Regions from separate parts of the Homo sapiens genome. Here region 2 is linked to region 1. Evidence: chromatin contacts called from ENCODE Hi-C or POLR2A ChIA-PET data. All regions are on one chromosome and are shown on one strand. Each heading gives the region's core, a stretch centred on a gene start or an enhancer-like site at or near the end of the contact. The rest is flanking DNA. Distances are from core to core; before and after follow the strand shown. Region 1 holds the start of LINC02227 (long intergenic non-protein coding RNA 2227). Region 2 has its middle 140 kb from the start of LINC02227.

Region 1 (4,409 bases), core at 1,021-3,520:
CTTCATAATTATGGTTTAAAAGTTTAAATTAAAAGTAATTGCAAAAACCGCATTTTTTTGTGGTATCTGAATTCTTTTGCTAAAAAAAAATAGCTTGGAGAGTCATTCATGTTGCTATGCGTAACAGTGATTCATTCCTTTGAATTGCTGAGTAGTACTCTATTTTATAATTATATCATATTTTTTTCCATTCTCCTGTCTGGAAATTTGGGTTGTCTCAAGTTGGTGCTATTTTGAGCAAAGCTGCTATAAACATTCTTATCCACATCTTTTAAAAGCATATGTTTTCATTTCTCTTGGCTCTATACATATGAATAAATTGCTGGGTCATAAGTAGATGTAAATTTAACTATGAAAAACTAGTAGACTGATTTCTAAACTGGCTATACCATTTTACACTCCTATTGGCAATGTATGAGAATACTAGTTGTTTTACATTCTTAAAAGTATTTGATGCTGTCAGTCTTTTAAATTTTAACCATTCCAGTGGGAACATATGGTTTTGCATTGTGGTTATAACATTATCTTAACAAGTTAACCTTATCATTATGAAATATCCTTTTTTTTTTCCTCTGGCAATGCTCTTTGTTCTGAAGTCTACTTTATCTGATGTGAATATACTCACTCCAGTTTTCTTATATAATAGTATTTTTATGGTATACCTTTTTCATCCTTTTACTTGTAACCTATGTCATTATATTTAAAATGTTTTTTTCTTGTAGACACCATATGTATGAATTTTGCTACTTTTAATTAGTCTAGCAAGCTCTGCCTTTTTTTTTTTTTTTTTTTTTTTTTTTTTTTTTTTTTGAGACTGAGTCTTGCTGTATCGCCCAGGCTGGAGTGCAGTGGCACAATCTCGGCTCACTGCAAACTCTGCCTCCCAGGTTCACGCCATTCTCCTGCCTCAGCCTCCTGAGTAGCTGGGACTACAGGCGCCTGCCACCGCGCCTGGCTAATTTTTTGTATTTTTAGTGGATACGGGGTTTCACCATGTAAGCCAGGATGGTCTCGATCTCCTGACCTCGTGATCTGCCTGCCTCGGCCTCCCAAAGTGCTGGTATTACAGGTGTGAGCCACCGCGCCCGACTGTCTCTGCCTTTTAATTGCAGTACTTAGCAGTTTATATTTAATATAATTATTAATATGCTTGGGTTTTAAATATGTCCTATATTTTATTTAAGAAAGTCCTATATCTTCTTTGGCCTTTTTCTCTTTTTTCCCACTTTATTTTGTAGTAAACCAGTTTTTTGGGGTTTTTTTTTGTTTGTTTTTAGACATTCTATTTAATCTTCTCTATTCACTTTTTAGCTACATACTTCTACCTCTTTTTTTTTACTTTAATTAGCTTTTAATTTATTTCTCAGTCCTTATTTGCACAAGCAATAGCTTTTGATGTGGTTGATAAATTTCTCTTCCTTGAGAGAATTTCTTCTCTTGAATCCCAGGGCATCGTATGTGCCAGGTTTTCTTTTTCTCTTTCAGACCACTCCTTCTCAATCTCTTTTGCAGAGTCTTTCTGATTCTCTGACTTCTAAATTTTGGGGCCATTCTTTAGTTCAGTCCTTTTTTTCTTTATATACACCTTTTTTTTCTCTTTATATACACTCCCTAGGTTGTATAAAGGTTTTAAATACACTCAAATTTGTATCCCCAGTTTGATACCTCTCCCTGGAACTCAAGACCTGTTTATTCAATTGCATACTTAACATTTCCACTTGGAAGTCTAATAGGCATGTCAAACTCAGTGTGCCAAAACTGAGCTCCTGACATTCACCACCCCTCCCTTCATCTCTACCTCCATGCAGTCTAGATCCTCATTCAGTCTTCCTTATTTTAACTACCAATTTTCCCAATTGCTCAGGCAGAAACCTTGGTATTTTCCTTGACTCCTCTCTTCCTCTCACACCTCACTTCTAACCAATAAGCAATTTCTGTTAATTCTATCCTCAAAATATTCATTCACCCATCTCTCATCACTTCCACTGCCAGCCCAGGCAAAGCCATCATCAGCTCTCACCTGGATATTGCAGGAAACTTCTAACTCACCTCCTGCTTCAGCTTCTGTCCCTTGCAGTCTGCTTTTAGCACAGAAGTCACAGTGATCCTATTAAAACACACTTTAGGCCATGCCAGTCCTCACCTTTAACCCCCAAATTCTCTTCCATCTTACTGAAAATAACAGAATGAAGAGCCCTTTCTGTTATCTTCAGGGTCCTGCATGATCTGGACATATGACTACTTCCCACACACATTTTCACATGGCCTAATATCACATATCACCTTTTCAGAGGGGACTTTCCTGACCACACTCTATGTAAATATCACACTTCTCTCATAATTCATTTTTATCCTACTTTATTTTTTCTCTATAGAACTTTCTATTACCTGAAATTAAATATTTACTTGTTTATTATTTGTCTATCTCCCTAAAATAAAAGCTCTCTGTTGGCACTAGAACATGCCTAGTAAACAAATACTTCGAAAATATTTGCTCAATGCATATCTTTTTTCATCTTTGGTATTTTTTTTCCAACCTGGTAATTTGTTTTTTTATGTATGTCTGTGTGGGGTTTTTTGCTAAATTCTGTTAAATTTTTTTAAAATTTTAATTGTTATGAATACATAATAGTTGTACATATTTATGGGGTGCATGTGATATTTCGATACAAGTATACAATGTATAATGATCAAATCAGGGTAATTGGGGTATCCATCACCTCAAACATTTATCATATTTTTGTGATAGGAATATTTCAATTCCACTCTTCTAGTTATTTTGAAATATAGCATAAATATTGTTAAAAACATTCCAATTCCACTCTTCTAGTTATTTTGAAATGTACCATAAATTATTAACTATAGTTGCCCTTTTGTGCCACTGAACACTAGATCTTATTCTTTCTCCCTGACTGTATTTTTATACCCATTAACTGGGTCTTTACTCCTCCTCAATCCCTGCCACACCCACTGCTCTTCCCAGTCTCTGGTAACCATCATTTTACTCTCCAACTCCATGAGATCAATTTTTTCAGCTCTCACATATGAGTGAGAACATGCAATATTTATTTTTACGTATGTATGTATGTATGTGTGTATTTCAATGAAAATTCTCTTCATCTATACGTTTTTGGAAGACAGTGACCTGACTTAAACATCTTTATTTTCAACATATAGTGTAGACTTCCCCCAAAGGATAGCTTCTCAGACAGTATTTCCTGATCCATTGATTAATGATAGATAAAAGGGGCAGATATTTTTCCAACTTGTTTATTTGTTTGTTTTTATATATATATATGTATGTGTACATATGTTTGCACTTAAACTAGCAAATATTACCTTCTTATCTATAGGCTTTTGGAAGACAACAACCTCACTTAAGTATCCTTTGTTTTCAACACATAGCACAGACTTCCTGGAGACTGTTTTTGTATATGTAATTAAAAAAAACAAAAACAAAACAAAAAAAACCCAGAAGACTAACAGTCTAATTTTGAAAAAAAATCCACAGTCATGTGAATGACAGATGATTTTGGGTATGACTGGGGACTGGAATGGACACAGAGCTCTTTCAATTCTGTCTAACAAAGCCACAGACTAATGTTAAGGAATGTTTGTGTGATCTCTCCAGTGTGGAATCAGTACCCAAACACAGGAGTCTTTACAAAGATCCAAAATAATCATAAAACCATTATAACCACAAGCCCTCTTCAGAGTTATCCCCTCAATAGTGAATGCTGCCTTTTCAAGCCAACTCTTATATTGAGAGAAGGGTTGTAATATCTCCAGCCTGGAAGAAATCCCTATTCCTGTGGCTCATTTACTACATCTCTGTGGTTCTTGGAAGGAAGGATGGAGTGAAAGCCACCCCAGGCAGTTGACTGTGAATTCTAGTCTTAAGCAATGTATGGAGCACTTCAATAAACTTTGGCTATTTAGCCAGCCTTCGTTCCCTAGAGAAATACTGCCCAGCTATCCCCAAGCTCTGGTAGATTGTTTGCCACGGACAACTTATTGATTTATGGTCCTGGGCATTCTTAGAACTCTGCTAAGAGAAGGAAAAGGCATGATCACCTTGTAGGAGCTATGAAGGTAAAGCCTGCCTTCGAATCCTCAGGTAGCATAAGCAAGAGTACCGGGGGGCATAGTGTGCATTTCCTATTCTTACAGGGTGCCGGGCACATAGGGGTCACTCCATCAATAAGGGAGGAGAAAGAATGAAATGAACTGGGAGGATAAAAAGCAAGAGGCTCATTGCTCACTGGATGTCTACTGTCTAATGGGGAGGGAGGGACACAAACTCAGCTGGCTTTAAGTTATAAAGCAGGGTGAGAACTTTCACGTCACTGTGAATTCACACAGTTGTAATTTTTTACTTAACATTCACATGCTCTATATTCTTTCCATAA
Region 2 (4,989 bases), core at 2,378-4,877, 140 kb after region 1:
ATGCTCAGCACCTTCCAAACATTAAATCCCAAAGACTCTAAAATGTAAGTTCTAAGGTTGTGTTAATTTTGCAAAGAATTTTTGAGGTCTAGGGCTGCCTGTGGCTTTGAGCTCCTGACATGTGCTGTGCGTGTTAATACGAACAGGTGTTCAAAGACTTAGTACAAAAAGGAAAAAAATGCAAAATAGTTTATTAGCAAATTTTAATGATTACTTGTTCAAATGATATTTTAAATATGTCAGATTAAACAAATATACTATTAAAATTAATTTTATCTTTTTTATGTTTTTGTTTTACTTTGTCTAATGTGGCTACTAGACCATTTTAAATTACATACGTGCCTCAGTGTGTGGCTTACACTTTATTTCTGTTCAATAGAGTGGCAGTCTAGAACAGAGTTCAGTAAACTACAGCCCTCAGGCCAAATGCAGCCCACAGCCTGGTTTTGTACAGCTTATAAGCTAATAAATGACAGAATGATTTTTACATTTTTAAAGGGTTGTAAATTTCTTTTAGTGTGAGAGAGACTGTTTGTGGCTTGCAAAACCCAAAAATATTTGCAATATTGACCAGGGGTCAGTCCTGTAAAGGTTCAGATGATTAAGTGGCAGAGCAGGCCTCAACAAACCCAGGACCACCAACCCCAAAGTCTATGCTTTTTTCACTATGAATATCAGCTGTCATACTGGGTGCTGGACATTGCATGGAACCTTTATATACATTGTCTCATTTAATCCGGAGATTAAATAATGTTAATTACTAACATTTATTAATAATGCTATTATGATGCTACATAAGATTAATGATGTTATTATGTCCAATTTAAAGATAAGCAAGCTGAACTTTAGCTTATACAAAGCTATACAATAGCTTATGCAATTTGCTTATACAAAGCTAAATTGTAGAGATTTACTAATTTTTCTTAAGTCACATAGCCAGTAAATAATAGGACTGGGATTTGAATCCACTTCTTCCTGAAAGGTACAACCGCAGGCCCTTGATACCTCCTGCTTCTGAATCCCTATTACGTTGAGGCAGGGCCAGCCTCTTCATTGATGAGCACTGAGTTATCTACTCTTGAGTCTTTATCTGAGGTGTTGTGATCTTTCCAGGTATAATCCAATCCAGGAATCTGAAAACTATTGCCCACAGGCCAAATTTGCTCCCACAGACCTAATTTGCTCAGTTGGGTCAAAATGTTGGCCTCAGTATAGCTTAAGAAAGAACTTGGCAAGCAATTGTACCTGAAACAAAGGTGGTAGTTCCAGGATATTTTGGGTAGATTCATGGCAAAAACTGTTCCATAAGGCGGCCACATGACATTTCCAAATGATATAATAATAGCTATCATCACTGAACACAACCCTGTTCTTTTGTTACATATTGTCTATGGGTGCTTTTGTGTTACAACGGCAGAGTTGACTAATTGCAGCAGAGACCACCAATCCCACACAGCCAAAAATACTTACTATCTGAGCCTTTACAGAGAAAGTTTGCTGACTTCTAATCTACTTTGTTCAGGACAGGGATCACATTGACCCCTTCTATACAAGCAGTGCCCACTACAGTGTGGAGTTAGTGAGGGCCCAATAAGCATGGAGTGGTTGGGTGAGTGGTTGACCCGTGGGTTGGAGAGGAGAATCAGGAGGGCTCATGCCCTCTCTTCCTTGTACAGAGATCCCTTAGAACACATGCAGCACACACACCTCAGATGCTGCCATCTCTTTAAGAGCTGATGTTGGGATTCTCCCTGATTCTTTCCCACTTCCTTCCCCAGTAGTTACTTGACCAGGAACACGTGGATTACATTTCACTTAAAAACACAGAGGGAATTTCAAATTAGCAGGAAACATGTTTGGCAAAAACTAAAATACTTTGCAAACCATCTGGGATGTTCTCTTGTTAGTACTGGAGCTGAGTGCCACTGTCCTCCATGGAGAAATGATTTTTTACAAAATCCACATTAGTTCCAAGACAAAAGGACTCTGCACACTTAAGCAAGACCAACGGGAGTGAATAATGTTGGCCTCACTATGTCTTGAGAAAGGAATTGGCAAGCAATTGTATGTAAAACGAAGGTGGGAGTTCAAGGACATTTTGGAGAGACTCACAGCAAGAACTATTGCATAAGGCGGCCATGTACCATTTCCAAATTATATAATAGTTACCATTACTGAGTATTTCCCATGTTCTAGCACAAGCACCTTACACCTTTACCACAAGTAATCCTCCCAACAACCACATGAAATAGGTCCTATTATTGTCCACATTCCAATTAAAGGAAACTAACAATTAGCTTAAATAATTTTCCCCCAGGCCACACAGCTGGTAAGTGTTAGAGGCAGGGCTCAAACCCAGATCCAGGACTAGCTAACTCCGGGCTCTGTGCCTCCTACCATTATTCTACACTGGACTCCCCATAAGTTTCCCTGTGGCATTAGTTATGTTTCCCATGCCCTTTGAGTACAGCAGTGCTGGGCATACGGTAAGCATGCAATAATTACTTATTTCCTCATTCATGTATTTAAAAATATGTATCAAAACTTACTATATGCTAGGCACCATGACAGGTGATAGGGATTCAATGGTGATGTAAGACTGGTGGACTTAAATTAATTTTTTAAAGGCATCATGGGATTTTGTATCGGCTATCTCTGTATCTAGAAGATGTCAGACTCATGGAAGTTTTGTCCATTTTATTCCCTTTGCTTATCCATTCTTTCTTGTTTACAGAAAGACTTAATTTTCTGTCTCATATCTCTGTCCTTCTTGCCCCACTATTTTTCCCCCTTCTCCAAAAATCCCAGCCCCAAAAACAGTCTACATATTGTGAAAAAGATTTCTCAAACCACAAGGGTGATGTAACTTTAGGCCTGTGTTTTCTCTCTCACACACACAAAATATTGGATATGAGTGAGATTTTAAAAAATTGGTTTTTAAATGTGATGAAAAGAGTGTCCTTTTCACCAGAACAAAACAACCCTTAATGCTGAAGCCTCCTTCCCGATATGGTTGGCTTCCAAATATGAAGAAATCTGTGCATTGGGCCACAGGCTCCAGACAAAGTCTGAGGACAAAGGAAACCTGTGGACTGGAAAGATCATCGATGTTTAGAATGAACTGGAGGCTCCCTCCAGGTTTTGGAGACTGTGGTTAAAGACATGGCCTATATTTCAATGGGCAGCAGCCCAGCAAGGCTCGTTTGTAATCCAGCTGATACGACAGGGTTTTTGCCATGGGAAGTGTTTGCATTTGAGCATTTCTCAGCCAGTCACTAGCCATCAATTACTTAGGAGTCAGATCTTGGCCAGAGGCCCCCGTTCCACAAAGTATGTCATTCTGTATTCACAGAAATGGAGTTTACAGTCCTGCCGCTAAATTAAAACTGGTGCTTCCAAATTAAAAGCAGACAGGACAGATGTGCAGGGAAGAAACGGAGACTCACATCTTTTGTGAATCAGCTAATCCTTGTGCCAGAACTTGAAATCAGCTTTTCCTGTAGAGGCCTCGACTACACCACACCTATGTAAGCTGCATTAAATGAGGTGGAATTAACATTTTACCAGATATTTCCTCTGCTCTGCCATCTGGACAAGGATAAAGAGCTCGGTGAAGCCCAGAATCCCAAAAACTGTGCAACATGAGAACATGGGGCCAGCACCTGAGGGTGGCCACATCTAGCCTGTCCCCTCATTGAGCAATATGAAGTCATGTAGGACACCAGAGGGTGGATGAAAAGCATGTGAACCAAGTATGCTGCTTCTAACGATTAACGGTTCAAGCACAATCTCAAAACTCCAGTGTCTGCACTCCTCTAGGGAAAATGATAAAAAATACGATTTTCACTATTCTGCCTGCTCCGTTAATCACCTCATGATATAAATATTAGCTTTATTTTATAGGGCATTTATGATATTAAATTTGAAAACCTCAAATATGATCTGGCAAATTCATGCTTAAAAACCTTCAGTGGCTTCTCATAGCCCTCACGATTAAGAGCAGCTTCCTTGATTGGGTCACTAAAGCCTGCAGGGTCTGGTTTCCACCTCATGTAACACTACTTCTCTCCTCTACTCTGTGCTGCAGACACATTGACTTTCTTTCCATTTCTCCTGCACACCATATTCTCTTCCACTTCAAGTTGTTCCTTCTGCTGCAAAGCTTTTCCAGCCATCCTCTTTTATAACCTCATTATTAAGAAAAAAATTCACATACACACAATTCACCCACTTAAAGTGGACTATTCAGTGGTTTCAAGCATATTCATAGAGTGGTGCAAGCATCATTACATCTATTTCAAAACGTTTTTATCACCCTTTAAAAAACCCTTTTACCTATAAGCTTTCACTTTCCATTTTCCCTCAACCCTAGGAAATCATTAATCTACTTTGCATCTCTCTTCTGTCTCCTATTGCAGACATTCAAACAAATAGGATTATCCAATATGTCGTATTTTGTTTATGACTTCTTTTACTTATCATAATGTTTTCAAGGTTCATCCATGTTGTACCGTGGATCAGTGTTTTTTTCTTAGTCATCACGTAATATCCTATTGTATGGATATACCACATTTAGTTTATCCATTCACAAGTTGATGGACATTTGAGTTACTTTCATTTTTTGACTATTATGAACAATGCCGCTATGGGCATTCATGTACAAGCTTTTGTATGGATGTATGTGTTTATTTATCTTGGGTTTATACCTAAAGATAGAACTGCTAGGTGATAAGGAAACTATGTTTAACATGTTGAGGCAACCACCATAATTTTAACTAATGTTAACTACCACTCATGCTTTGAGTTTCAACTGAAATGTAACTTCCTCACAAATGCATCCCTGTCCCTTCCACTTCCTCCTAAGGTCTCCTGCTAAATGTCTCTCATACATACTGTACCTTTTCTTCATTGTCTTAGCCTAGTTGGTTGGTATGTATTTAGGTACATAATGATTTTATATATGTCTGTCTCTCCTCTTAGACTATAAGT

Evidence for each region. A loop is a pair of places that touch in the nucleus more often than their neighbours do. ChIA-PET counts read pairs that join two places held with the same protein, here RNA polymerase II (POLR2A). Pooled maps may share reads with other maps.
Region 2: a loop to region 1 is called in a map with no recorded cell type, with 2.1 times the contacts of the local background. The contact joins the enhancer-like site here to the promoter of LINC02227 in region 1. A Hi-C loop is called at or near these places in 1 of 168 maps with a recorded cell type or tissue (OCI-LY7), 13 of 37 single-sample maps with no recorded cell type and 9 of 50 pooled maps. POLR2A ChIA-PET finds 5 or more read pairs at or near these places in 1 of 52 experiments (activated CD4-positive, alpha-beta T cell).

What each region holds. Positions count from the first base shown.
Region 1 is chr5:158,407,503-158,411,911 of GRCh38, forward strand. LINC02227 (long intergenic non-protein coding RNA 2227) reads right to left here and starts at 2,271. Exons shown (of 7, transcript NR_109888.1): 1 at 2,144-2,271.
Region 2 is chr5:158,550,450-158,555,438 of GRCh38, forward strand. No RefSeq gene overlaps it. Among named protein-coding and RNA genes, the nearest start is that of LINC02227, 140 kb to the left of the region's middle. Within about 2 kb of position 3,628, at least 7 of the 41 ENCODE cell types and tissues checked have a DNase peak (open chromatin) inside an H3K27ac peak, as active enhancers do.